Linked DNA regions of Mus musculus: regions 2 and 3 are each linked to region 1. A link is a loop called in an ENCODE intact Hi-C map of the cell type or tissue named here. Cell type or tissue: left cerebral cortex. All regions are shown on one strand. Links, peaks and the distances in the headings refer to the core of each region. The heading gives the core; the rest is flanking DNA.

Evidence for each region. Hi-C counts contacts between places; a loop is a spot of excess contacts. Peaks named below come from ENCODE experiments on the same cell type or tissue, not always from the same donor. Only the 100,000 strongest peaks of a DNase experiment are listed, where the experiment ranks them.
Region 2: it touches region 1 in a loop (3-fold over the local background); 7 of 42 quality-filtered maps call a loop at or near these places.
Region 3: a loop joins it to region 1, with 15 times the contacts of the local background. A loop is called at or near these places in 10 of 42 quality-filtered maps.

What each region holds. Positions count from the first base shown.
Region 1 is chr9:41,946,765-41,956,604 of GRCm38, reverse strand. No RefSeq gene overlaps it. Among named protein-coding and RNA genes, the nearest start is that of Gm36227, 32 kb to the right of the region's middle. RefSeq lists an enhancer at 2,080-7,465. In left cerebral cortex, for the core only: CTCF peaks have their summits at 5,258 and 5,782; DNase peaks (open chromatin) are centred at 5,350 and 5,733; H3K4me3 peaks cover 1,342 bases; H3K27ac peaks cover 1,908 bases.
Region 2 is chr9:41,885,604-41,895,443 of GRCm38, reverse strand. It overlaps Gm40513 (a long non-coding RNA gene), which reads left to right. Exons shown (of 3, transcript XR_003948132.1): 2 at 7,880-7,932; 3 at 8,979-9,288. Gm36170 (a long non-coding RNA gene) reads right to left here and starts at 5,182. Exons shown (of 2, transcript XR_379303.2): 1 at 4,787-5,182; 2 at 3,045-3,231. RefSeq lists an enhancer at 2,931-6,434. In left cerebral cortex, for the core only: CTCF peaks have their summits at 4,413 and 4,619; DNase peaks (open chromatin) are centred at 3,786, 4,503, 4,944 and 5,546; H3K4me3 peaks cover 1,214 bases; H3K27ac peaks cover 1,772 bases.
Region 3 is chr9:41,730,011-41,739,850 of GRCm38, reverse strand. It overlaps Gm35835 (a long non-coding RNA gene), which reads left to right and starts at 2,402. Exons shown (of 5, transcript XR_379295.4): 1 at 2,402-2,730; 2 at 3,110-3,247. RefSeq lists an enhancer at 1,890-4,873. In left cerebral cortex, for the core only: no CTCF peak of the experiment used is centred there; DNase peaks (open chromatin) are centred at 3,732 and 4,183; H3K4me3 peaks cover 1,802 bases; H3K27ac peaks cover 1,973 bases.

The DNA of each region.
Region 1 (9,840 bases), core at 4,125-6,624:
CAGATACACAAAAATGCACACACACTCATACACACACATACACACACACACACACACACACACACACACACATGAATGAATAAATGAAATGATACAGGGCTAGACTAATTCCAATATCCCCACCCCAGCCTGTAAGACAAAGTGGGTGGCTGATATTATTTACCTAGGTATGAAGGGAGGGAGAAAGACAGGTGTGGAAAGGGTAGTGAATTCTCTTTAGGAAATGTTAAAGGGCTGGCGGTACGATATGGTGGAGCAGGTGGGATATGGTGAGAGTTGGCTTCTTTCACTTTAACAAACTTTGACTGAGTACTATCCAGGTTTTGAAGTTGCGATAGTAAACCAAACCCTGACATCAGCAAGCAGAGCCTCAGGCTGACAGGACAAGTTAATAAACATAACTAATGAGCTAACTATGTGGATTGAAACGTTGCAGGTATGGAGATGTGTACTGTCTGTCCAGAGTTACAAGGAGAGCCAGGCACTACCCCTCTCTCGAAAGAGAGATTTCAGAATACTAGACATCTCAAAGTAATATCTGCTTGGTGAATCTTCTAAAGTTAAAAGGCCGTCAGCACAAGAGAAGTCAGAGTGGCGAGTGGGAATCTGGAGTGTGCAGATGCCCAGAGAACGGAGAAAAGAGTATTCCAATTGGTTAGTGACCAGAGCAAGTTCAATTGCAAAAGCTGTGAGCTCAGTTTTGTCTCATGGAGGCATGCTCCGTAGTCACCTTGGAGAGTCACATGTGGTTTGGAGTCTGGGACAGAATCCTGGCTGAGAAACTTTGATGCTATGCATCTTAGCCTTTGACCCACGCTTGTTTCTTCCCTGTCAATACAGTTAACCTGTCAATACAGATAACCATCGAACTCACTGCCCATTGTGAGGACACTAGCAGATCAAGAAATGCACTAGACAGTGCATCTCATTGTTAGCATTATAGGTGTCACCCACAAGTGTCTTCCTGCAGCTCTCTGTGGCCTTGGGTGAGGCATGCTTTATTTATGGAGGAGAAAGTTATAGGTGTCCCTGATTTTCAGGATGCAATCTGCATGGAGACTGGATTGACACAAGATGAACAGAAAATGGGAAAGGAGAAGTGATTTCAGGTTCCTCCACCCCGCCCTACCCCTGCTTTGGGAAGCAGCTCCAGTGTACTTGGTAGCAGTGGACAAAGGAGAGTGGGTGTGCTTAGAGAGCAGGTTGGTGGCCTTGCTGCCATCTCTGGTCCTTTACTGTTTGGACGTTTGTGGTCCTGCTACTACAAACTCATGTGACAAAGAGCACTTCATCTTCCCATATGTCCTTTCTCCGGGGCTTGATGGACTCAGAAGATGATCCAGACAGGTACTGGATCCTTGCTTCAGCTAAGAATACAAAACAATTAAAACCCAGCTGGGGAAGTCCATTGGTGTGGCTGTAACATAATGCTACAAGGTAGGTGACTTATAAACCACATTGTTCCTCACCAACTTAAAGGTGGGAAGTTCAAAATCCAGGCTCTGGAGATTGCATCTGCAAGGGCCTCTCCTTCTTTCATAGACTTCTTGCTTTTTCCTTGAATGGAGAAAAACAAACAAACAAACAAACAACCCCAGCAGGTCCCTGGTACATCTTTTTTTAATGAGAGAACTAATCCTATTCATTAGCTCCAATCTCATGACCCAAAAGGCTCTATCTCCCAATGCTATCGTTTTGTGGGGGCATGATCTCAGTCTACACATGTGTGGAGAACACAGACATCAGGTCTTGAGCATAGACCATGATGGCACAAAGGAGATTTGACAGCAGTATCTGATGGAGCAGGGAGTGGGAAAGGTAAGCGCTCCACGCTCCACCCCTGCCTCGCCTTGGCTTTTCCCAGCATCCAGCAAACCACTGTTTGTGTGTGTATGTGTGTGTGTGTGTTTGAGCGTGTGCTCATGCGCAGGAGTGTGAATGTGTGAGTGCATGCGTGTGTGCATATGTGTGTGTACGTTGATTGGTGGCAGTGTGGAGGTTGGATTTGGCAGCTACCCACTCACACATGTGAATGAGGAAAGGTGAGGGATTCGGGATGAGTCAGAGGGATTAAGGGACTTGGTGGGAAGAATGCTCCCTCGCTTCTCCTTCTACCATGCTTCCAGAGAGCAAAGGTTGTTACAATGACTAGGGATCTGAACTCCCTAGAAATGGTGGCTGGTTTGTGTTGTCTTCTCTCTGTGTGGTGTGTGATATCAGAAGAAACCCAGGCGTGCCTGGGTGACATGGTGTGCCAACTTGTAACAGAGCTAGAACCCTTTCTGGAAAAGTGTAAGTCTGTCAGGTCCAACAGAGCTGGCTGCCTTTTCACAGTCCCCTAGAAAGGCTTCCCGGGCTCAGAAGATCTCAACCCTGCTCCTCCTTTTCTTATCTCCAAGGGCCCGGACCTCCATTGGCTTCATGTCTCAAGGTCACAGTACTTAGGAGATTTTCACAGGTAGAAAGCAATGTCATCTGTGGGTCAAGTAGAGCAAGCTCAAGTGCACCCTGCTAGATCCCATAGATATGTTCTAGAGATTTGCACATCAGACCCCTCCCCCAGTTCAGCAGAACCCTTAAAAATAGGGGGGGGGCTATCATTTAAAGAAATTCAAACCTGCCCCTCTTTTATCTAATGAAGGGTCCTTTTGTCATGCAAATAATGTCATCCTTCTTCCAGTTGAGAGTCTGTCCTGGCTTCCCTTAAGTGAGACACACCTCCACGGAGCGAAGTGTGGGGATGGTACTCTGTGGGATTTTCCACACAGGCTAGTGACCACCCTTCTGTCTTTGTTGCAGTGTTGGCTCTGGAGCCCTTTGTTTATGACAGGTATTATTTTGGCCACTGGAGGGCCCTCTAGATAGCTGGAGAATTCTAGTTCTCGCCTGCAGCTCACGCCCAGATTTTTGAGCAAGCAGCAAGCATTTCAGTGAAAATCGGATTTAACTGGAGAAACTAGCAGTAGCGGTCGACATTCCTTTTATTTAGGAATTTAAGCATACGAGAAGCCTCTATTTAAAAGAGTGGCTTTTGGATTAGGGTCTGTTTGGAGCTGGAGGGGAGGGGCTGAGCTTGTGGTGTGTGGAGAGTGATCTTGCAGAACTCAGCCCAGCTTAGGAGAGCAGAGCTTTGAACAAAGGTTATTTTTTTTTTCCTGTGTGGGAAGGATCACACCAAGATGGATGGAGACAAGCGGGGACCAAATTATTTTTATGCTAGGAAAAGAGAGTCTTGGCCAGGACTAAAGCAACTGTTTGGGTCTATGACCCTTAACCGGGAAGGGAACACTGCTCCCAGGTTTTGTTTTGTTTTTTTTTTTTTGTTTTTTTTGTTTTTGTTTTTGTTTTTGTTTTTACTGTTTCATTTTTGAAGTCTACTTTAGAGATTTTTGGTTTTCTGATGTTGATAAGAACATTGTAAATCTGAGTTCTGAGATGATAACATAGTATAATAAGTTTTACATCCCTCCCTCTCTGCTCCCAAACACAGACCTGTTGAAGAACCAGGTAGGGAAAAAGAAAAGGGGATGGGAGGGCCTAGAGAGCAGAAAGGAAATTTGAGACAGTGAGCGTACGGTTTCCTCTTTGGAACACAAAGACAATCCATCAAAACTCTCCATACTAGACTGATATTAAGCCAGGCTAAAAGGAAGTTTCATGTTCTGACATTTTTACGGCCTGGAACAAGAAATGAATTGGAAAGAGGCCCCTGACAATGGGGGTGGGGGGAGATGGGGTGGTCGTAGAGAACCGGAGCCAAGCGCTGCTGGGGACAGGTGAGTCTGTAGGGACTCAGAAGGTTAGCTTGGGCCCTAGTAATCTAAGAACTCACTCGGTACCATGGAAACAGATATGGTCAGTGGGGACATAGCTCCTGTCAGGCTCTGTGGAGGACAGACAGGCTTGCTTCTTAGAAAATGTGTTTAGCTGTAAAAAAAATGAAGAGTCTTTTTCTGAAATCCCTTAGATCATAGACAGGTTCCTGACCCATATAAAGGACAAGCTTTCTATATTTATTTGAAGACGGATAGGAAAGGATGCAGCTCCGATAGACAGAGCCTCAGTTTCCTTTTTAACCCTGTCGGTTTGTAGGTTAGAGGACACAGTCAGACTGTACAGACAGACAGACAGACTTTGGGGAATGTTGCCCCAGAGCTGAGGATGTGCCCACCAGCCCAGCCCGGTCAAGGGACACAGGAGCCCCTGGCAAGCCTGCATCTTTTGACCAGTGTTTTGCTCTTTCTATTAACCCCTTGTCACCTGTGGAAAGCAGGTACGTAGGAGCACATACAGTTACCCAGTAACACCTAAGAACCTCCATCTGGTAAGGAAAAGACAACTGAGACTGGAGCCTGGGTCTTGGATCACGGCTGACCTGGAGTGACAGGAGGCAAATGATGGTCCCTTGACACCATGTTCCCAGAAAGGCTGAGAATGGCTTATCTGTAAGGGCTGGAGGCTAGGGCAGAAGCAGGCTGGGGGAAGGAATTCCTCACTGAGACCAAAGGTGGATTCTACATCCCTCCCTAGTCTGTACTCTTCTCCCTGCCTCTGAGGTCCTAGCTGTCATTGTGTGTAACGCTGACACGCACACGTTTTCCTCTGACGTATTTGTACACATATATACTTCTTGCAAACACTTGTGCGGAGTGTTAGGCACTTGGCAGGCAAGCAATGAATAACTTGGGGAAGACTGAACAAAACGCTAAGGTTGTATGTCATGGCTGTCAGTGAGGTCCCTGTTCAGAGCTGGGATCCACCACTGGCTTTTTGAGGGTGGACGAGTTACACAGAAAGGGATGGACAAGCTCTGCCTGACGACAGTAGTATCTCTGAACTCTGGAGCATTCTCAGACCTACTGCACAACCATAGCAGGAAAGAGAGCTGGTTGGTGGGAGTGCAGGGCGGGAGCTGGGAAGTGGTTTCTTTGTTCTGGGAGATTTCAGCCGGCACGAACCGCAAATTTTACTGTCTGCACACCAAGAGCCCCTCCCCTCCCCCTTACCGCCTTCCTTTCCAACCTGAGAATTCATTCGCTGCCACCCTCGGTCTCTTCCTCTGCCCCAGAGCAGTCACCAGGGAAAGATCTCTTTGTTGAGAACACCCCGAGACAACTCAGAGTTGCAGAGTTCCCAGGGCACTGCCAGGGTTGCCCTCCGAGGAGAGTGGTCTCCCGGGCACAGACCCCCACCTGTTGATCTCTCCTTTCCCCGGGGGTGAGCGGCAACTTGCATTGTGCCGGGATCTCACGCGTTTCCCCGGCAGGCTCGGCAGATGGCGCTCATGAGCAAAGCCACCACGGTCCCTTCCCTGCCCCTCCCCACCGTCGGGGCCTCGCTGGGCTAAAGCAAAAACAGATGTTTTCATCATTTTTGGATCTGGCACGTGACTTGCAGTTCAGCAATGTGCCGACAGAACCCAGAGTTGTGTGTTTCCTTCATCTCCCGCAAAATAAAACAATCTTCCTTAAATGAGCGTTCCTCTAAGTGAGCCTGCGACACACGATCTCTTTAGCACAAGGGGTTGTTTGCTTAATGGAACTCCAACTGCGAGTGCCCTGCTAGCCAGTCTTGGGTCTATAATTGGGAAGAGGTCCTTTTTCAGAGAAGACAGTGAGCGGCCAGACTGGCTATCTTTACCTTAAGGGCTGGGGACAGGCGCTAGCGTTTTAAAAATAGCCCTGGTCTGGCTGGCGAGGAACCTGCCTTGCGTGGGTGCATAGGGGTCGCGAACAAAACAGGAAGGCCGAGGCGGCGCGCCCTGTTCCCCGCGCCCACGGCAGGTGGCAGCATTGGCCCGAGCTGGCCTCTGCCACTGGCCAAGCCCAAAGAGGGCCCTTTTACTTTCGGTGGCCTCAAAATTATTAGTTCCAGATGAATTCTTGCGATTGTAATATTTGGTTTAACCCAATCGGCCCGATTGCGTCAGCGTACGCTCACACTCAGCCGTCTGAAGTCTAACCAGACATCAGAGGCTTGTTTCAGGAGTGTCAACATTCCTCATCCTTTGAAAGAATTAAAACAAAAAAACGCAAACGCTGATTTATCCCCAAAGGAAAGGGGGGCTGAACAGACGTGCAGCTAGGGTGACCAGAGGGAGTGAACGTGGAGATTCAGGCGGGAGTCAACAGTTGAACCTTGACGAAGCCTGCTTGGGGAGAATTGGAGTTCTTTGTCGATCTAGGACGGACCTCTGGGTTTTATGAAGGTTGGGGCGAATAAGCTGAACTGGTTTGTGAGACAAGAGGCCTGGAGTCATGTAGACTGCTATTGCCAGGCACAGAACACGCTGAGCCTCTGTTTAACCCTTGGCCTGGCTGCTCCTTCCAGGGCCAGACACAGCCTCCTAACAGCTGTGGGGGATTTCTGAATCTCCCTTAAGGATGCAAGCTGTGTTTCCTGAGGATAGCAGCCCACACCCCAGAGGACCTCTTGAAAAGATGAGGCCTCCAGCAGACCTTGCTGAGTGGACCCGCTGGAATGATCATATGTCTTGTAAACAGCCCTTTGCGTGTCACACACCAGGCAGGGATGCTTGGGGACCCATTCTAGTAGTCTCGGGTTTTACAGGTGTTATCCTATGAGATTAAAAGACTGCACGCTGAGTGCAGGGGCACTGATAGTTAAATCTGGCCACAAGACACACAGTTCCACCCACGAGAGCAGAAAGGGTGCCCTGCCTCCCTTGGCTGAGCTGGAATGACTTGTCCTCGGAAAAGAAGGTCTGGTCTTTACTGTGCGGTCCCCATCCATGCATTTTTTTTTCCAATCTGTCTTCAAACTCTTCAAGTAATGTGGTCAAGGAAGCTAGGGAGATTTCTGCTAGCTAATTTCAGGGAGCTTGCCGGCTTTCAAGCAGGTCTCTGGCTCAACTCGGTGCTGATCAAAAGCCAGCACCCATCTGGCAGATGCCTCAGGTCCTGCCCTTGGAGAGCTAGCTGGTGGTGGCTGACTGGGGTCGGAGTCTGCCAGGCAGGCTGGCTGTGCGGCCATCTTGTCCTTCCCTTTTCTCTGCCCAGTGGTGGTTGAGCTCAGTGAATCAAGCATGGAAATAAAAATGGTGGGTGAACACCTCCAGACTGTTTTGAGGTCTTGGTGTCCTGGATATTCCTTTCTCTCTGAAAAATACATGCCTCTGCATGGTAAGACTGTATGGTGCTCCACCTGGGCTGAGCCGGGGGCAGGGGAGTGAACTAAGCTGGAGAAGCAGGCGTATTGACAACAGGACTCCTTGGGATGGTGGAAGAATTCCAGTGTTCTTGGGACTCACTGACTTGATTTTCTTCTGAGAATCAGCTTTTGAACATCTGACTGTGCAGAGGTTTTCAGTTCTGACTGCTTACGATCAGTTTGAACCATTGAGCCCTCCATTTCTGAGCATCAGAAGTTCAGTTGGAGGTCAGCTTGGGCTCCAATGGACCCTATCAATGTGGGAAGGAAGGATTCTCACACAAAGCTGCTTGCATCACAGTGAAAAGGGAATGGGTTAAAAACCCACAGCTGTATCGCTACTAGGTGGTTGGAATATACAGCCAGATTATCTGTCTGTCTGTCTGTCTGTCTATCTATCTATCTATCTATCTATCTATCTATCTATCTATCTACCTACCTACCTACCTACCTACCTCTCTCTATGTCTGTCTGTCTGTCTATCTATCTCTGTCTATCTATCTATCTATCTATCTATCTATCTATCTATCTATCTATCTATCTATCTATCTATCTACCTCTCTATCTGTCTGTCTGTCTGTCTGTCTATCTACCTACCTACCTCTCTCTATGTCTCTCTCTCTCTCTCTCTCTCTCTCTCTATTTATCTGAGGAAACCTTTGACCAACATACTGTCTTAACAAAATGGTTCAACCAACAGGATGTATGAGTTTGATTGGATCTTCAATCTAAAGAGGGAAAGTTATGACAGACATCCTCTGACCTAACTGGGAACTTGGTGGATCCCGGGAGATTAGTGATAATTAGGTTTGAATAGATCACTGTGGTTTTATAGGAAGAAGTCTATATGGCGAGTCCTGAAGTATTTAGGGCCGAGTGTCAGGACATTTGCTTGCAACTCAGTTTCAAAAGATTCATTTTTTAAAAAACAACTTAGTAAATATTCTAGAAGGTTAGAACCTGTGACTGGTGGTGACTCATGAATGTGTGTATCAAAGTTCACCAGAGACTAATTCAGGACATTTCTAGTTAAAAAAAAATGCTATGCAAACAGAATATGGCCCCTCCGTAAACATCTTACCATATTCCTCACGTATCAAACAAGTATGTGAAGCACTGTGTTTAAGCCAAAGTAGAAGGCAAGCATAGACAGCGGGACCTTGAAGAAATCTTAGGGAATGATTCCTTTATCCTAGGGCATTAGGAGAGAAAATCTTCCAAGATGGGCTAGTATCTGGGCTGGAGATTTTTTTTTTTTAAATGTACAATTTTAATCAGAAGACATTTGGAGAGAAGGGACAATAAAAGAAAAAAAAGCTAAAGAATTGAAGACTGTTTCAGGGAACAAAGATCACTCCATGTAAATGCAGTGGAGGATGTGCTGGTATGAAAACCAGCATGTGGGGACGGGTGGCTTTGAACACCACACCCGCAGTGTTGGGAAGAGGCATGTGGGACTAGCAACAGCAGCTGCACGGAACTTTCTCTATAGAAACTCCTGCCCAAGCTTGAAAACCAGCACATGTGATTTCCCTCCAGAGGTTCCCCAGTGTGAACAGGATCATTCAACCGAGTCTGGTGATGGACTCAGATGTCCCTGATCTCATCCACACTCACTGCTGATGTCACACAGGCCGTACATGAGTCCCATCATGATGACGGTCGGCTCTGAGCGTTGTTCTTAGAATCAGCCAACACATCCGTGCTTCTGATCCTTTTCACACTTCCATTCCTGACACTCACACACAGACACAGACACAGACACAGACACAGACACAGACACAGACACACACACACACACACACACACACACACACACACACACACATACTCGACAACTCAGCTTCCCACACTTACGACAGGCTCAGCTTTTGGATCAACTGGTGGTCACAGGGATTTTTGTAGTCATGGTGGTTTGCTTTGATGGTCCTTTGGCTCATAGTAGGACTTCACTAGTATAGAGATAGCCTTCCCCTCTGTTCCTGAGAACTATGTGCCCATATTTTTGCCGCATCACTTACCATCTTCTGTCATGATCGTTTGCCTGTCTATTTTATCTACTTGCTTATGTCACTACAGGAAAAGTCCCGTACCCTAGTCGGCTCTAAATCTCCAGTGTTTAGCAAGTTACCTGGTCCTCAGTGTGTGCTTAATTCTTCTGGGAAGACTGAGAGGACCAATGAAGGAACAGAAATAGGGGCTGATATCTATATAGGTGTCTACACTATTAGTTCCCTACCTGTGTGCATAAATGAGAATTTGCTATAAGTGGGTCTCAGAGTTTTTGTGATGGAGGCTTCATCTCTGCATTTTTCTTCTTCTCTCTGTCTTTGTCTCTCTGTCTGTCTCTCTCTATCTCTTTTTCATGTGTGTGTGTTCATATCTGTGTCCAAGTGTATGAACATCCACACAGAAGCCAGGGTTTTCTGTTGACATTGGTACTGTGAGAGACCAGGATAGGCCAATGAAGAAGGTTCTGCCTTAGTGCCAGTGGAATCTCCAGGATCTACTCCCCAGGGATCATTGGGAGAAGTTGAGACTTGGTGCGATGAAGAGGGCCCAAGAGAAGCTATTGGTGAAAGTACAATCCAGTTGTAGCAGAAGAGTCCGGCATTTTGGAAATGTCAGTACCATGGGATGATCACCAAGAACAGCAGCAGTAGTGAACTG
Region 2 (9,840 bases), core at 3,304-5,803, 60 kb after region 1:
TCCCATCAGTCGGTGGAGGAAATGCCATGTGGTGCAGGTATTGAGCAAGGCTTTCATATGAGAATGTATATCCAGACTTGGCCACGACTAAGCTTTTCTTATGAAGTATAGGGAGAATGGTTGCTGTCAGTGATGTGTCTGAGATGAATTTGGTGTCCTGGACGAATGGAGTGTCATGCTTTCTAGTGATAAGTAGGGAATTAACTAGGTCATGGCTTTTAGTCCAGCACTTCTCTGGTGTCATGGAATCCCACTTGGGATACTTCGTGCACAGAGCCTGGTTCCAAGCTGAACAGTTCAGACCTCATCCACTGCGGATGTGTTTATACAGTCTGGGTATTCTTTCAAGTCTAAAGTAGAGTAAACAGTGGCCAAATGGATGCACAGTGAACAATACATTAGATGAATAGATGCATGGTTAATTTTGTTCTCATGGTGGCAAAATATAACAATAAGTTATACAGTGATGTTTCGTCCATTCATAGGGTTGTATACCCCACCATCTCTATTTCTCAACTCTTCAGCTTAAATTGTAAAATGAGGAACCTGTTATGTCTGATTCATAGCTTTTAAATGACTGATGTTGTCAAAGATCTATTGCCAGAATCCTGCCCGTATGGAACTTTTCATTAGACAAGTGGTATGGGTGATTTCTCTGGGTGGCAGTTGTACCAATGGTTACAGGACCATGGAGGGCTTATGGGATACCTCAGGGGTAATGTGCCTACTGCCAACCTTGACCTGGTTTCACTCCCTGTGACCTACTTAATGGGAGGAGAAAACTAACTCCTGCAAATTGTTCTGAGTGGGTCAAGGTGCACAAGTACACACATGTGGGTGCTTTCCCAATACCCCCCCTCACACACACTACGTGTGTAAGTAAAAATGCAATAAAAGCTTTTAAAAAGAGAGAATGCTGTGGAATTGCCCGAGGGATTCTTCTCTGCCAGTGTGGATGGACAGGAACCAAGAGGCACTGTTGGAACCACAGACTCCTCCACAGGGATAAGAAAGCAGCTCTTAATGGTTTCACTACTGTCTTTAATCACCAAGAAGGTTGCCTATAAGGAACTATCAACAAGGCAGAAGACCCCAAAGTCTCACTGCTCTCCTCACCCGTGGTACTGGTGGAGTCCAAGAAATGGTCGTGAGTTCTTCTACTTTCCAAACGTCCAGAGGATGTAGACATGGATGCCGTGTTCAGCCAGGGAAAAGAAACAGTAGTGATCAGAACGTGGGTGGGGTAAGCTGGCTCTGGCTGTCTGAACCTGATCTGTGCAGCAAGTTTTCAGCTGCTTGTCTTAGTGTGACAAGACATCAGAGACAAATAAAGAGAAGTCTTACTGTGGGTCACAGTTCCAGTGGCTTCTGCTTATGACAGCCTGACTTTATTGTTATGGGCCTGAAGCAAAGTTGAATATTGTGGAGGGAGAGGGAGAGACTGAAGACAAGATGTTCTCTTTAAAGGCATATTGTGATGTACGTCCTACTTTTGTTCTCCTGATGGTCCATTCAGAGACACATGTTAGATCAGAGCTCTCATTATCCTATTTCAAGGTTTCATCTCTGAGCGCTGCTGCACTGAGGACCAGTATTTCAATTATGAGTCTTTGGAGGAACATTTCTTAATTCAAATACCAACAGTGACATTGTGGAAGATGAGGAGGAAGAGGAGGAAGAGGAGAACAATGAGGAGGAGGAGGAAAAAGAGGAGGAGGAGGGAGGAGAAGAGGAGGGAGAGGAGGATGTATTTGGGAAGACTGGTGGGCTGCTGAAGAGATCAAAAGCCTCTTCATGTAGGAAGTACCTGAAGGGTCAGAAAACACTGAAGGGGGACAACTCAAGAGTTTTGTTCAATATTAGAAAGGCTTTCTGCTGTTGCATGAATGCTATATGGGTCAGCTATGTGAGCAAGAGAAGCGAGCTAGTCAGGGTTGTGAGAAGGCTGAGCTGCTGTTGCACAACTTCCTCACCTCAGGAAGGACTGGCCATTGTGTGCAGGACCAGGTGGCAGACATGGTGGAAAACCTTGCAGTTTGCGATACTTGGATGGAGTGTGAATTTATTAAGAATTTACTTTTGGAGACTTGCTTCAAAAGTATTTTAGTGGGAGAGGTAAGAGAATGAGAAAGAGGAATGGAGTGAAAATGACTGAAGTTTATTAGAATTAAAAAGAATTAAAAATATAAAGAAAGTGGACTCCAAGGGTGTAGTTGGTAGTATAGCACGTGGACTGCATGCTTGAGACCCTGGGTTTAATCTGCAGCATCAAATATGAATAAATAAACGATCCAACTGCAGTTTTCTACCACTTGGCAGATCTAGCAGCTTCCCTTTGCACTTAGAAACAGTTGCTCACTGCCCAGGCGTCCATGGTGCCTGCTGATGTGGTCCTTTGAAGTTTTATCTGCAAAGTTCTTTATCTTCTGACTCACTCCCTGGCTCATCTCTCTTCTCTCCCACTGGCCTCCTGTAAATTCCTCTAACCCTCTACATGGGCTCCCACCTCAGGGATTTTGCATATGTGACTCTGTAATCTGGAATGATCTTTTTCATCCTTCAGAGCTTTGTTGAAATCTCACCTCTTATGACCACTCTCCTTAGCAGATAGTCTGTTATCTTCCACTAATTCCTCACAGTGTTTTGAATGTTGTAATTACGTATTCAGTCATGTCTCTTCTAGCTCTAAACACACAGACACACACACACATATGTACACACACACACAAACATATATACACACACATGTATCTCCAAGTTCTAAAAAGGCATCTAGCTCTTGTTACTTGATAAAGAACTGTAAAATAAAATGAAAACAATCACAAGAGTGTTAAAAAGAAAATAAATATAGCGTGTTCTTTTAATTTTTTAGGAATCTGAGAATGTTTTTTCTAAGTGCGGCCTGAAACCTCAAAGTTATAAACACAAAGACTCCCTCCCAACTTTGACAATGTTAGGCATTTCATAATTAAAAGAAGATAAGCTGAGAAATAAAAAACCTTCACAAATTATAGAAGAAATCTCTTCAAATCAGTAAGACTAGATGAACAAACCTATGGAAAATGGTTTAATAAATTTCAGAATAAAAACAAGTGAACATTAAACACACTTAGATGTTGTTACTGAAGACGTTGGGTTTTCTAGGGTGTGGGCGGCGTATACCTGGACCACAAACACTTGGGAGGCTGTGGATGGATAATGAGTTCCAGGCCAGCCTGGGCTGTACAAGACCTGTTTCAAAGCAAACAAATAAACAAAATTGAAACAGACAGATGGACAGGTACCTCATCAGATTTTCTCCTGGTCGCTCCGTAAACACTCTGGTGGTCTGTGTGCAGAAGTAGTCAGGTATTCGTACACCATCATACACATAACATAAACAGCTAGCATTCTTGAATGTATTGCAAATTGGTGTCAGTTTTTTTTTTTGTTTTTGTTTTTGTTTAGAGATTTAGCCAAGTCTATTGAAATTTAAAATGTGCCTTCTCTTTAACCCAACACTGTTTTTTAAGTGTTAATTTTAGGAATTCATTCTTAAATAATCCTGTCCCAGACTGCAACACAAATCCAAGTCTTTAGGTTTAGCATTGTCTTCGTAAGCAAAAAACGGCAAACATCTGATGATTCAATACCATTCATACAAGAAATGCCGACATACCAAGCAGCTATGTAAAAGAACCAGGATCCAGGTCTATTTGGGAGTTTCATTTGGGAGACACGTGACTAAAGTGAATGGATGTCTGATAACGTTCTATGAAATATGAAGATTTGTGTATTGATAAATCTCATGAATATGTCTAGATAGGAAAGAAAACGCAGCGATGGCTGAAATGCTGAGCTATGGATATAATTGGGAAATTGGATTTAGGGAGAAAACTCCTTTTTATGGCAGACATTTTGCATCGCTTATTTTTGCATTTGTTTAACCAACGGGGAGGGAGGAGAGAGGGGGGCGGGGAGGAGAGATTTTCCTGGAAGAAAAATGGCGACTTTTTCCTGAGTGTCACTCTGTGCATGGTGGGAGTTGTCCCATCTAGCTTTGAGGCAGAGCAGACGCTGTGTCAATGGTTTCCCTTCTCTCTCTCCCATTCTAGCTGTAGAGGGAAAGGCACGTGGACATGGCAGGTTTTTTTTTTTTTTTTTTTTGCAAGTGTCATGAAATCTGGGTTGGGAGACACCTATATCAACTCAAAAACCTTTCAAACAGAAGATTGCCATCCCACTACGCCTGTCAGAGAGGGTGGCTGGTCCCAGAAAGTCCTCTTGTGTGCCTTCGTTGCCAAAAAGTCCAGCAGTCCTCTTTCTCCCAAACAGCTCTGGACTGGAGTCCCCCTCCTTCTGACTCTCAGGGAGGGAGTCCACAGGCCACCCGCTCCATTGCTCCATCCCAGCCCTGGCCCCGCCACTTCCCAGCAGAGCTTGGCTGTTCCTTGAACTTTCAACGCTGGTTTGATTTCCTCCTGGGGTACCACATGCTGCTGTGCAAACAGAGCACGTGGTCCCGCTAAACAAAGGAACAAGTGTGCTGCAAACCATTCCCCCCACCCCGTTCCTCCTCCCCCTCCCCCGATCGCGCCGGCTGCACCAGGAGAGGGCCAGGCCTTGCTTGCACTGCCATTTGTCACCGCAGCCCGCACACCCCGCCAGGCCTCGGGGCCCCGCAGGGATGGAGGGGGAGCAGGGGCTCGAGCCTCTGCTGCTCCCATCACCGCCCTGGAAATAGCATCTGAGCTCGCACCACCCAGCTTTCCCCCCCCTCCCCCAAGCTGCTAAGATTTCATTTCACCTCCGACAGGCTTCATGGGGACTCGCTGTGAAAAGATCACTCTCCCGGGACGCGGGCCGTGGGAGGGGGCCCGGGACTGTATACAGCTGTCAAAACGTCTCCAACAGGAGGCTGAGGCCCAGCTGCTCCAGCCTGGCTCAGGCGCCGGGCACGCGGGGAGCACAGTGGACCTATCAGTGCTGCACCGAGCGGTAATTGCATTAGGATTAGTTATCTCCCGCGCCTAGCTCATTAGCCCAGAGGATGGCTCGCATCCAGCACGAGGATGGCACCGGGAGAGGGTGTGCGTGGAACAGGTCGTGATAATGAAAGACTGCTCTCCTATTCTCCGGCTTCCCACCCGGCCCTGTATTCTCCGCCTCCCTCTTCCTGGAAACCTCATTTCCTGACTTTTTCCTGACGGTCTTATGAAATGTGCAATTTAGGAAGATTGCAATGAAGAAAACCAAAAAACCCACCACGTAGGTGGGGGAGGAGGGATTGGTGCAAAGGGTGTGGGGCCAGGCAGGAGTCAAGGCCAGCGGGGGTGGGGGGTTGTAGGGGGGAAGCAAGCGCTTGGCACGCTCTTGAGGCCAGTGCTAGCAGCTGCAGAAAGCTTAGACTATCTGGAGAGTTCAGCCTAGGACCAGCCTGAAACAACACCCACTCAGACTGAGGTAGTCTCACCTTGCTTAGAGGCTCCCTTAGAGGAACTAGCTCCTGGCAGATGGGACTCAGCCAATAATTTTTTTTTAATCGCACCTAGCATTACCTGAACATTGCCTGAAAAAAATTCTCACACTGAATGAGAATTTTGAAAAAAGACACACGTGGGACTGATGAGAGGACTCAGCTGAAAAAGCACTTGCCTCACAAACAAGCTCTGAATGCGAATCCTACTGCATCTAAAACCCGGGTCCGGGTGGCCTGCCTGAGATCCCAGCTCTCAGGGGCGGGGAGGGGAGGAGCCCTGTGCTTGCTTGTTTGCAAGTCTTGCAGGATCCAGGTCCAGTGAGAAACCCTGTCTCAAAAACAAACAAACAAACAAACAAACAAACAAACAAACAAAAACACACAGTGGAGAGAGATAAAGGAAGGCAGTGCGTTCACTTCTGATCCCCCCCCCCCACATACACACTGCAAGCACACATGTGAAGCACACAAACACACAAAATTAAAAATGAACAAAAGTCGTCATCAACTCAGGGTAACTAAGAATAAAAACTCAATCCCTACCAGACTGATCTATCACTATGTGGGTACTCTGTCAGGCAATCTAATTTTTCTAAAGATCCATATATTTCCGCAGGTTTATTCGCCCATGTGGAAATTGCCCAACATAGACCCAAAGTCATCGTATGGTATTCAGTAATGTTAGTTCCTCTGTGTCTTGTCTCCCTTAAGTAGAGCTAAACACACACACAAACACACACACACACACACACACACACACACACACACACACACACACACACACACACACCACTACCAAAACTCTTTGCTGTCTCAGGAGGAGGTGATTAACATTCTCACAGCCCATCTGAAAGGGCCAATGGAGTACAAAGTTGTTTTATAATTAAGAAATGTATCAAACTCTGGGTAGGACTAATTGCTGTGCAAATTTGATTGAGGCCTGTGAGGACAGGATTGCCTTTAATGGCTGCAGCATAGGGGACCATTTAATATGCTTCAGGAAAAGTCCAGTACCCAAGCCTCCACACTGGAGGCGATTGCATCACCAGCCATTAGGAGCGCTCCTCCATGGTTCAGAAGGAATACACCAGGGCTTTGCTTAAATAATTATTTTGAAACTGGGAGGTTTATGGAGAGTTCAGGGTTCAGATTTAGAAATGTCAGAAATAGAGTTTTTATTTGTTTCCATTGCACGTAATGAATTGCCCTTTAAATAATGAAGGGAGGAAATGCCAAGTGTTACATACTCCAGTGGACTGCCAAATGTTGAATCAGCCACCCCCACCCCAACTTTCTCCTTTGGGACTGGGGCTTCAAAGCCACATACATTAGAGAACTGGAGCATTTAAAAAGTCCACAAGAATCATTGGTTTACAGAGAGCTACATCCTTTCCTTAAGTCTACAGTCTGAGCCTTTCCAACTCCTTGGCTCTCCTTTGTCATTGGGGATCCGCAATGGTGTCTTAGGTAAGGTTTCTATAACCGTGATAAAAGCAACTTGAGAAGGAGAGGGTTTATTTCGACATATAGCTTGGAGTCCATCATCTAGAGAGAAGTTCAAGCACTAAATCAAGGCAGCAACAGAAGCAGGGGCCATAGAAGAGTGCTGCTTACTGACTTGCTCCCCATGGCTTGCTCACTCTGCTTTCTTACACCACCCAGAACCACCAGCCTAGGGGGTGGCACTACCCAGAGTGAGCTGAACCCTTCCATATCAACCACCAATCAAAAAAAATGCACCACAGGCTTGCCCACAGTTCAAACTGGTTGGGGCATTTTATTAACCGACATTCCCTCTTCCAAAATGTGTCAAGTTGGCATAGAACTAGCCAGCACCAACGGTATTGATGGGAAGTGGGCAGTGAAGAGGAAGCCTTACAATAGCTCACTTTGTGTCTTAGTCACATTTTTATTTCTGTGAACATGGTGCTAGAGCGGTACCTGGGAGCTGGGAACTTACATCTGGTCCACAAGAAGGCAGAGATGGAGATACAGAGAGAGCAAGAGAGTGAGAGAGACAGACAGACAGACACACACACACACACACAGAGACAGAGAGACAAAGAGACAGAGAGACAGAGAGAGAGCAGGAGAGTGAGAGAGCTAGAGACAGAGAATGAAAGAGAGACAGTAAATGAGAATGAGAGACATAGACAGAGACGGAGACTAGGGCTGGTCTTAGCTTTTGGAAACCTCAAAACCCACCCACAGTGGCACACCTCCTCCAACAAGGCCACACCTCCTAATTCTTACCAAAATAGTCCCACCAACTAGGGGCCGAGCATTTAAATATATGACCCTATGGGGGGAGGGGAGGGTCATTCTCATTCAAACCACTATTCTTGGGTTTGACTTATTTGTATGGGATATAACTATTGTTCCTTTGACAGAAAGTCCACATACATGTGGTTAACTTTGTAGGAATGAGGAATCCTCCTCCTGCTGGCTGATGTCCCAGGTTCAGCTTCTCACTGGTAAGTATTATTCACAGCCTAAAGAACTGATGGTGGTCCTAACTACTGGAGAATAACATGCTCTAAGTGACGCTTTGTTTCTTCTGAAGCCAGCAGCTTTCTCTTTTACTTCTGCAGTGCTGGGATGCCCTCACTAGATACTGTTAGCCTGCTCTAGAACTCTATGTCAAAGCAAGTCTGTATTCTTCATAAGCCACCCAGCCTCAGGTAACTCTGCTCTAGTAACAGAAAACAGACTCCAACAATGTTAAATCCAGGTCCGCACTCTCTTATCACCAGAGTTCAGTCTTCAGGAGCTTCCTTGTTTCTCCCATGATTCCATTTCTCCTTGGTGAGGTTTCAAGGTGGATCCTTCTCTATTTCCAGGCTGCAGTTATCCATGCCCCTCAAATGAAGTCAGAAGCTACCCACAACATGGAGTCTCTCAGGTCAGGGATCAGCCTGGAAAATGATTGTTTCAAATAACATGGAGCAGTCTAGGGCAGGGCATTGCTTGATCCCAACAGCCTGCTGTGGTTAATGCTTCTTATTTGCCCAGTGTGTTCTATGCTTTTCTCCTTCTGTGTCTCCTGTCGTGGTCAAAAGTCTCCAAATTCTCCAAAGCACACACTTCTCATTGCCCCAGTGGAACCTCTTTCCTTCTTAGCTCCTCCAGGGAGTTTTTCTAAACAAGTGTGGTCCCTATAAGAACAGATACCACACAAGCCAGATCATTCTGTCTGTCTTACCACACACATGCTTTGGGTGCTGATATTCATGAATGCAAATGGTCTATTGTAGCCTCCCCTCCCCCAGCCTTAATGGTTCTACTGTTTACACCGTGATGGAGCTTGCCGCACAATCGTTCTGCCACGCCCACTGCTGGAACCTGCCGCTTTGCTGTTCGGAGCCATGCACGTGGTCACCCTGCTACTAGACTCCAGGATTATTTGGCGGGAATCGCCACCCCCCCATCCCCTCCTTCATAACTGCGTGTTGGAATAGTAAAATTGAACTTTGATCAGAGTCCACTTTGACTTGGCTCCCTTCTTTCTTCCGTCCGTCAGCTCGAGCTGCCATCTCAGTTGTACCGTTGCTCGCGAGCTGCTGGTTGGCCCACAACAGTCTATCAGGTCTATGCTGGAGAACTTCAAGCCCAGGATAAAGAAGACGGGGACCTCGTGAGTTCTCGGTGGATCGAGAATGGAGCTGGACAGTGAGGAGAGTGTCAGGCATCTGGTCTCTTCCTTGATTTCCCCATTCCTTGCTGGACAAAACAAGTAGTGGATTTAGTTGGTGTCTTCAATAAACGTATTGGAAGGATGCTATCAAAACAGAATTTATGATATACATTTAAAATGTATTCACTAGGAATAAACTTTCCCTGCCCCTGAATGTGGGAGGGCCTCACGAATTTAAAAAAAAAAAAAGATGTTTATTAGGAGTCAACGTACATCTCCAACCATACACTCAGTCCCTAAGTGTTCAGTTTGATGGGTCTGGTAATTGTACATGCATGTGAAAGCACTTCCCTAAACAAGATATTGCTTTATATCCCTTTGATCTGTCTCTAAGCTACCTTCCGATCTCAACGTCACATACAAGGGGCCACATAAGATCACAAAAGATCTGAACAGTTCCTATCATGTGTGGAGCCATAAATTGGGGTGAGCAATAGGGCTGGATCTACGTCCCAGCCACCCACTCCTTCCAGCTAGGCCCCACCTCCCAAGGGGTCCCACAAGCTTCCAAAATGGCACCAGAGGCTAAGACCAAGGGTTCAAGTAGCAAGCCTCTTTTATATCACACTGTAGCCAGAGGTCTGGTGAGTGCCGGTCTCTCTCATGAGCACTCTGTGCCACAGAGGTTTGTGCGAACATGCTGTGATGTTGGCACAATGGTGCAATCACCTTGTGAGCCATCTTTGGG
Region 3 (9,840 bases), core at 2,748-5,247, 220 kb after region 1:
AAATTGCAAGTTCAAATTTGGTTGGGTTCAAATCCTGGCACTATCAGTAGCACTTGAATGTACTACCCTGGGGGGTAGTTAACACCTTTGTGCCCTGTTTCTCTATCTTTACAATGGAGAAGATAGAATGTAGTTTATTAGATCAGTATAAGGATCAGAACATATTAATGCATGCACTTTCATATTTGGAACACTGTAGGGCACTTGATACATGCTCAAGAAAGTCCAGTTATTAGCTAATATTCTCCAAATAAAATCATTTCCATCTACCGTGGTTTTGTACTCTCAATGGCACTTTCTAACTAGCTTTATACTCTGAATGTCTTAAGCCCCAGTTTTACAAAATGCCACCTCTGGGAGTGGATATTTCAAATGCTCAAAGTGTTTTGGAAGAGTGAGTCATTTGGAAGTAGTCCTTGGAACTCTAGTTTCAGTATTTCTGCCACCATCAATATTCATAATTTACGGAGGAGCATAATCATAGACCCCTAGCTCACAGTCTTGCCACAGTAATTTATTGAGTTTCATGGGGTGGGATTGAATGAATCACATATGGAATTTCTAGTATCATACATAGCAGTCTTCAGAAATGTTTTATGAAAACACAACAACAACAAAACAAAACCTTCAACATCATTGAACCTGAAATCAGATAGAGCTGGATCATTCCTGAGCCTCCAAATTGGTGCCTAACAAGGGGGTTTATGTGGCATCTGTATGCTGAGCACTGAGAAATGAGTGTAATTTATGACAAATACATGAGCTCACTCACATAAACACACTGGCATCTAAATCTAGATGCAATCTGTGCGGTTGCTCTATGGCATCATACTTGTAATCTTTTGTAGGGTGAGGAACCTGAGAACTGCTTCTAAGACCAGGGTAGTCTTTTGAGTTTGTCTCTTGAGCCTTCTGTACATCTATTCTGGGAGTGGTCTCATTGTGCCTGAGGACTGAGTCTGTTCTCTGTGCCCACCTGGTGAAAGACTATGTCACTCATTACAGTACTTCTTTCTCTAGAGAAGACCCTGTGAGTTGAGCTTTTGAGGAGAATGGAATGGTCTTATGATTCCATTCATCCATTGCTCTACCTGCTTTCCAAAAGTCCACTGGATCATGCCTTTGTATGTTAAGCATATTTTGAACCGTACCTGCCAACCATTGTGACTCAGTCTCACAGTCTGGCTACCCTTTACAGAGTCTGCTCTGCTACCAGACAGTTTCCTATTCTTGAGTTTTCTACCCTCAAAGCCTGTCTCCCCCAGCCTCAAGTCTAGCCTTTGCCAATCTTTTAGGTTCATGTTGCTTGCTAAGGCTCAGCATGTGACAGACCATGTAGGCCTATTGATCGTCTGTGTTTCCCTATACTGAAGTTCTATTCTGTGTACCAGGAGTGACCAAAGACATCCTGAAGGTCCCACGTTCAAAAAGAATAGAATTATATTCCAGAAGACATCGCCATATGAGGACAACTTATGCTTAGAGAGGGCATAGAAGAATTAAACCTTGACTCCTGTCCTTTGATTTGGTGGGGAGTGGAATTCTCCTGCAAATGGGAAGTAGAGGAATCGAGGCATACTGTGCTATCTCTTGGCTTATGAATGAGTGACCTGGGATAGAAGTGGTCTGGACAGATATATCCTGTTGGTATAGAAGTCCTATGGAAATCAACCAAAAGGGAATGGGCCAGCGAAGGCCAGTACCAGGAGGTATTTGGTGACCAAATTCTCTGTTTTTGAGTGATGGAATCTATGTCTCTTGTTTAGAGTTGTTGAATTTTAGTGATGGTCAATATGGGAGAGAGACGGAATTGCTTTCTAGTTTTTAGAAAAAGGCAGACAGACATGAACGAGCAACTTTGACACAATGGTGGCAAGTACGTGTTTCCAATTACTCACCCTCACCCCCACCTTTGGCCTAGTAAGAGGCCCTTTCACTGAGTCAGAACAAAGGTCAGTCCCCTGACCCATCACTCCAAGGCCTTTTGGTTGACTAGGGCGGGAGGTGGGCGGTGAGGGTGGTGTGTGTGTGTGCCAATTAGGTCCCGTTGTGATAAAGGTGGGAGGGAAGTTTTCTCCCAATTCACTGACCCTTGAAGGAACTTCATCACTTTTGTTTTGAGGCTGTGTGGGGGTTGGATGGAGGCAGGGCACTCTTCCTTCATCTGTCTATAGTCAGCCCTGGAACAGGGACTGTCCTTGTCGTCCTCATATCCTAAGGATAGGTGGTACTTTAATGCCTCCTCTACATAGTTCAATCTGTAATCTCACTAAGTTGACGTTGGGATAGGAAGAAAACAATGGAAACATGTAGACTAGCTACTGGTACAATGTCTGTTTAGTTTTAGAAATCACATCTACATCCGTAAAGCATGGCAGATGTCAGCTCCACTGCCCACCACCCCTTGCCGGCTCCTCCCCTTCTTCTTAATGTGGAACACAATGAACTAATTCCATAAGAAGCAATTCAGAGAAAAGTGAAAATGTAATTTACCGGGGTTCAGCTAGGACGCCCATCTTGTTCTAAATCCAACAAGTTGATCACATGTGAGGGGCCCCAGCGTACCCTAAAATATATCCATTAATTCCCAGAGATTAAAATCCATGTGCTTAAAAACAACCACAACAAAAATACCAGCTGCCTTTTGAAAGCAAGGGCGTTGGGAAATGAATGGAATCTCATGCTCCTGCTCTGTGTTCAAGAGCTTCGATGGCTACTGTGTTACATCAGGTATGTAATGAATGACAATGGGCGAGGAATCTAAATAGAAGAGGGGTGCTTGAGTAACTGTAGTTTTTATGTTCAGGGGAGCCCGAGAGAGAAAAGCCGCATTGTACCTCGGATTAATGGAGCTGCAGGATTGCATTAATGACAGCTTTGCTTTTTAGCAAAAAGGAAGATAGTTAGGGCAGTCAAAGAGAACATGGCTAGAATGTGCTCTGCTAATTGGAAATGTATATTATCTTGAGGCGATGTGTGTGCCGGGGAGGGGGCTCGGGAGGATGTGAGGGGGAGGCACAGTAAGAGGGCTGCCAGAGAGACTGGACCCAGGATGCCCCGGATTGGGTCCTACCAGCAGGGCAGTTAAAGGGTCTTTTCTTGTTGATAGGAATGGCCAGTGCCTGGACCCCACCCTCCCCCACTCCCTTTTAATTCAATGGCTACGTGGGGGCTTCTTTGATGGAGGCTTTGAAGTCGGTGGCTTTGAGATTACTCTTCCTCTGTGACCTTGACCACCAGCCATGAGGTTAGTAGGGAAGGGGAGGGGAGGAGGAAGGCTCTGGAGCTGGAAAAAGAGAAGGAAGGAGAGGGGAGGGACAGCATTTCTGCAGCATTCCAGGACTTTTCTGATCGCTCGGCAAAGCTGAAATATGATTGCAGCCTTTGCGCCGGGAAGGAAAGAAACCATTTAAATGAAAAATTAGCTGCCTTAGCGGGTCAAGCACATAGTTACATTAATGTCGTGTAGAACAATAAATCACCTTCGATCTCCAATTGAAAAAATGCTAATTTAGCTCAGCGATTCACTGATTGTACTTTGCTTCGATAGAAATCTTTTATTTAATGCGAAGCCGTGATTTGACAGCCTCCTCTAATGGTGCTCGCAGCCTCTCAGCATCTCAGTGGAATTCTGATCATGGTTTTAATATTCCGTGCAGCTCTGCCCCCTCTGATTTCACGCTCACACATTAACGAGAGCTGACACTGGAGATTAGACGCAGACAGCTGGAATGCCAGGGCTTTGTTGCGGCATGGACTGCAGCCAACGTCGTTCAACCACAGCCAAGAGGGACCTGGGAAAGTCTTCTTAAGAAGGAGGGAAAGGCAGGGTGCGGGGCTGGAGGGAGGGTGGGAGCGGGGGATGGGAGCCCAAAGAAAGGCAAGGTACTTTCTGAAGGACACAGGATAATGGAGATTTTTCGAGGAGCCCTTTCCTCGTGGAAATTCACATTTGAATCGGTTCTGGTGTGTGTTAGAGGAAGTAGGTCATTACAGGGAAATCCCAGACTGGTTCAGTATTTTTCTTTAAACTCCTCTGAAATTACAATGGAAGGCTGCGAACGATGAATGGAAACGGGCTCCCAGTCTCAGCCAGCCGCTAGTCTGAGAAACAATGGTGATTAGAACAGGACTGCTTACATAAGGAAATGTGTGTTCTCTCTTCGCCTTGAAAAAAAAAATCACTTAGTTCCAGGTGGATAAGTGGGGAACTAGAACTAGATCTATGAGCCCGGGCTGCCTGCACAGACTAGTGACTACTACCTCGACGAGAAAGGAACTCTAGTCGCCTTGATCCGAAGACAGTGTTTCTTGAGACCAGAAATCAAATAAAGATCCACAGTTTCATCTACACTAGCAACCAGGGCTCAGCCAGTGCCTTACTGCAGAGAGGGAAGAGGAGGGCACCGCCCTAGTCTGCGATCCAACTTTCTCCTGGAGAATGACTGAGAATCAAAGTAGCCCTGACTGCACATTAACACCTCGTCAAAAAAAAAAAAAAAAAAAAAAAAAAAAAAAAGGCTTCTGCTCCCGGGGGAAAGCAATTGAGTAGAAATAACAAATGTCTTCCTTGCTAACTGTATCATCATTAATAATAATTGTACTTTGCATTTTTATGGGATCCTAGGATTCTTGAGGTCTTTATAAATATGCATGGGAGAGAGGGTGATGGGGAGGCTGAAGGATGAATAGAGACGGATGTGCCCATTCAGGATGTTAGGGTGGAGTGACTGAGGCCTGCCACCGCTGCAGGGGATTACCTGGGACTAAAGAACAGCCAGCAAGCAAGTCCCAAAGCCTCACACTGCACCTGGGCTGGTGCCTACCAGATAGATAATTCCTCTACTGACACCTATGACTCGCACCCGTGAACCTGGCTTTTGGGTGGGGGAAGGTGGAGGAACTGATCTGCCTTGAGTAACTTTGTCCTATATTTCTGACTGGTACTGTCCTTTGTCCTGGTTGGGTCACTGTCACCAATATAGCTTACAAGCTGTGTTATTGAGCATGGAACTAGACAATATTCTTATTGAAAGGAAATATGAGTTGGGACCTACTATATATATATATGTGTATATATATATATGTGTGTATATATATATATATATATGTATATATATACACACACATATACATCATATGTACATATTTGCATGCCCATATATATATACACACACACACATATATATGTGTGTGTGTGTGTGTGTGTGTGTGTGTGTATGTATAGATTTGATTCCTACAAGCAGCTCATAACTGCCTATAATTACAGCCCTACCCAGAAGATCCAATAGTCCCTGTCCTCAGAGGACACCCCCATGAATGTTCACATACCCACATGTATACACACACACACACACACACACACACACACACACACACACACACCTACACATAATTAAAAAAATGATAGATCTTTTTAAAAACTAGGAGATCATATCACAGTGGTTTAGGGCCTGTAGCTTATACCACAGCACCTAAAGCCAAGTAATTAAGAACAAATCAGATAGACGTGTTCATGAATCTCACTTCTCTTAATATCACTGTGGAGTTAGCAAGGTTCTTAGCTTTTCTAAATTTGTTGTTGTTGTTTGTGAAATACAGATTTTAATAAAATAACCCGTGGCAGAGTACCTGACTGGTAGGAGCCACTCATTAAAGGTCAATTATTACTGCTCATGTTATTTACATGAGGCTCTTAGAAGCACTCAATAGGGACACACACAGGTGAACATTGCCTAACAGACTCCTTAGTGTTCATAGTACCTGCTCATTACTGTTAAGTAGCCTGTGAGAATGAAGCGTTCTAAAGCACGCTATTGTTCTCACTACTATCTTCCTAATAGATTTACACTATACTCAAGATCCTGAAAAAAAAAAACCTCAAAGCATCTTTGAAACTATTCTTTAGAATGATGACTGGGAAGCTGGGGAGATAGCTCCGTTGGTAAGGCCTACCTTGTAAGCAAGAATTCACAAGTTCAATGCCCAGAACCCATATGAGAAAGCCAGGTATGATGGCACACAATTGTAATTCCCACGCTGGGAAGACAGAGATAGGTGAATCCCTGAGAATTGTTAGCTAGCCAGCATCACCTGATAAGGGAACCTCAGGCCAGTAAGAGATCCTATCTCAACAAACAAGGTTTGTAGTGCTTATAAAATGACACTTGAGGTACACACACACACACACACACACACACACACACACCAGTACTCTTGGTACTGTGTCTTAAACATCTTTAATTACATCACATTTCCATCCTTGGAGGATGGATTTCTCAGTGGGAGCTACTAAAAGCTGTCCAGAAGCTATCTATGTCTTATGAATCTGGTGGGCAATCAAATTGGGAGAACGATTTTTCAGAAATACAAATTAGATTTGCTTTTTGTAAACTGAACCTGACCTCAGTTCCAAGAAAGCCTTATTGAGCAAATGTAGCCATTTTAGAATATGCCTATGATTTCCTAAAAAGAGAGTGCATAGAAAGAGCTATCATTCCTGGTACATCTGTAAGGGGGAGACTGGAGCGCATTATTTCATGATCACAGCTTATAAACAGACTTCCAGGAAGGAGCTTATAGTTCCATGCAGCAGAAAAAGACACCTTGAATGCTCTTTATGTTTTATCTTTATGTTTTACTGTGCTAAACACCATGACCCAAAGCAACTTAGGAAAGGAAAGAGTTAATTTTAGCTTATACTTCACAGTCCACAATGGAAGAAAGTCAAGCAGAAAACAGAAAACAAAGATAAAAGCTGTTTATAGGCTTGCTTTTTGTTCCCTGCTCAGTGAACTTTATTAACTAGCATAGACCCACCCACCTAGAGAATGATGCCGCCCATACTGGGCTGGCTCCCTCATAGCAATCATCAATCAAAACAATCTCTCACAGACATTGCCCCCAGGTCAATCTTATTGAGATAGTTCTTCAACTGAAGTTTCCCTTCTCTAGGTGAGTCCAGGCCTTCCAGAGTTGATGAAAACCAACCAGAACAACAAGTTCTTTGCATTTTACTGAAACCTCAAGTTCCGCTGCTCTTGGTTTTGCCCTCTGAGCTTGTGTGCAGCTTTAGTGTAGAGTTCAGTTTGCTCGTTTTTTCAGGATTCATTGTTCATCTTCTGGGTTTCTGATGCTCGCTAAGCCCTCATCAGAAAGGCATACCTATCATAATAGTGAAGAGAAGAAAATGCTATTCTTGAGGGCACATGGGCATGGCCAGATCCTGGAGATGCAATGCAGCATGCTGAAGTGTGTGAACTTGTTCTTCGAACTGAGAGGCAAATGTTGGCCTTTACAGCTAAAGAGAATCATATTTACTTCAGTGTTCCTTTTGGTTCCATCACACCCTCATTCTAAGTTTCTGTGTCTTAAGAATGAATCAAACCTTGTACTCCTTTTATTAACGATAAGCACAACCAAATTGCAAATTATTGTTGGTCCTTATCTGGAGTAAGTCTTTGTCAAGGAGAGAGAAAACCTGTCCTGAATCCCACCCCAGAAAGATCCATAAACTGTAAACTATTGCAGTTTTAAAGAGTTGGGTTTGGCTTGAAGAGTTTTAATTCATAACCCGTATGTAACCCGTATCCCAGGGCTGGGAACTGTGGCAGGCTTCTGAGAGCCCTGGTGGCATCTCCATAGCCATGCTTCTCACAATTCATAAGAAATAGCTTTGACCACAGTTTTTATATAAAAGGAGAATAATTACAGAGCAGAAGAGAGGGACTACTAGAATGCTCACAAGTCTAAAGATGTGGAAGAATGCTTCTGGTGTTCAGGAAGAATTGATCATATTGAGAGCACCATCATGCCCATAGGAGATGTGGAGAGACAGAAAGCCTGAGTGGTTTGAGCAGAGGCAGGAATACTATTGTACCAGACACTACAGTTGAAATGGATTTGTTTGTTCAGCATTAGTATACAGGAAAAAAATTCAGACGTCATTGTGAGTGAGATCAAGTAGAAGCCTATGACTAAGATGGTAGAGCCTATAAACATCCTAAGTATCAATTACCTAATGGCTTCGTGGTTTCTAGACATTCCAAATGATCATGGCATCACATGCCTTAGAAGAGTGAGTCTTTACGTAGGCTTTGCACCATATACACATTTCAGGTACAGTGCAGTCATGACAGTGGCTTGTTGGTTTGCTACCACCTATAGTTATTGGGAAAGAGTTTGGGAGGTTATTTCTGTAGAGTCACCTTTATCAATTCCTCTCCTCATGGCTTTCTAGAGTGAAAGAGAAAGGAAGACCTATGGGGAAATAGGAAATCTCAGAATGCTCCCCCCACTTCCATAGAGTACCATATATGTTAATTTATGATAATGTCATGTATATTGCCTACAGAAAAGAGGCTAGAACTGCTGTGTTGGAAAATGACATTTGATGTAAACACAAGCATATCATGTATAGAATTCAAATGGTGCTTAGTTATCTTAAGATGAGAAGACAACATAATAAGATAGCTTGCTAGTAACTGAGTTTAAGGCTTATGGGTTCTGCTCTGTAATATAAAAGAATAAACTACGTGCAAAGCTACCTCTTTTTTTTTTTTTTGGTCCCACTATTGTTTGTTTCTAGCTACCTTCATCAAGCCCACAGGTTGTCTCATTATTTGGGCTTGTCCCTCAGTTGTTGCTGGAATTATTAGGGGATATAAGGAAAGTGCTGGAGGGGAGGGGAATACCATTCAGTGAACATCTACTGTGCTGGTAGCATGAGGTGTGTGTGTGTGTGTGTGTGTGTGTGTGTGTGTGTGTGTGTGTGTGTACACAGTTACAAATGTCTATAGCACATACTTTAGTCCTTAAAATAATCCTGTGTTTTGTTACTAATTAACAAATGAGGGTTTTGATATAAAAGGAGACTAATTACTCAAATGCCTACTAACTAATAGAGAGATTAAATAATTTGAACCCAGGCTCTCAAGTCTTTTTTTCTTGAGTCTAAACACATGGGGTATGTACTGGCATGGTAGGGTGAATCTGGTCAGTCGGATGTATCCTGTATCAGTCGTAACTGAGGACGGGAATTGGGTAGTAGAAATTTTGAAATCCTGAGACCACCTTGAAGAATTAAAGGTGAGTATAAATCTTTTCAGCCACATCTATGAAATGCATGGATCAAATCATGTGAAATTGCCAACATTTGACATATTTCTATTTATAAAAATGAGAATTCAAATGATTTAAGCTAATGGAAGATGTATGATTGGTCCTGAGGTGCACTCAATATGAGGATTGGAATTAAGATCTGGTGATTAAAATCAAAACAGAGAGGGGTCATTTCCCTCGGCTCCAAAAGCTACACAGTCCACAGTTCTAAGATAACTGAATTGGTAGCCCCGAGCAAAATTTGTTTTATGTGGTACTGGAGATTGAATCCATACCTTCCTGCATACCATGTAGGCATGTTACATCCCCAGGCTTTTAGAACACTTCTCTCTAGAGGAGAAAGAGGAGCTATTTCTAATTCTCTTGAAGTCCCATTGGCACTAGGATGTGAGATACAGGCTTAAACCTTTTTCCTGGTTCTTTCAAGTCATGGAGAAGTCCATAACCCATTGTTATGGACTGAGTTTCACACACACACACACACACACACACACACACACACACACACACACACACACACACACACAGATAAAGACAGAGAGAGAGACAGGAGACAGAGAGAGATGATGGTTATACCTAGTACTAGGCTCTGGATTTATTTATATAATATCATATGTAGAATATGATGATTGCAGATGTATTAGTTAACATAAAGACATACTGGAGAAGGATGGAAATAATATCCAATATGATCAATGCCCTTCAAAAAGAGATGAGAGA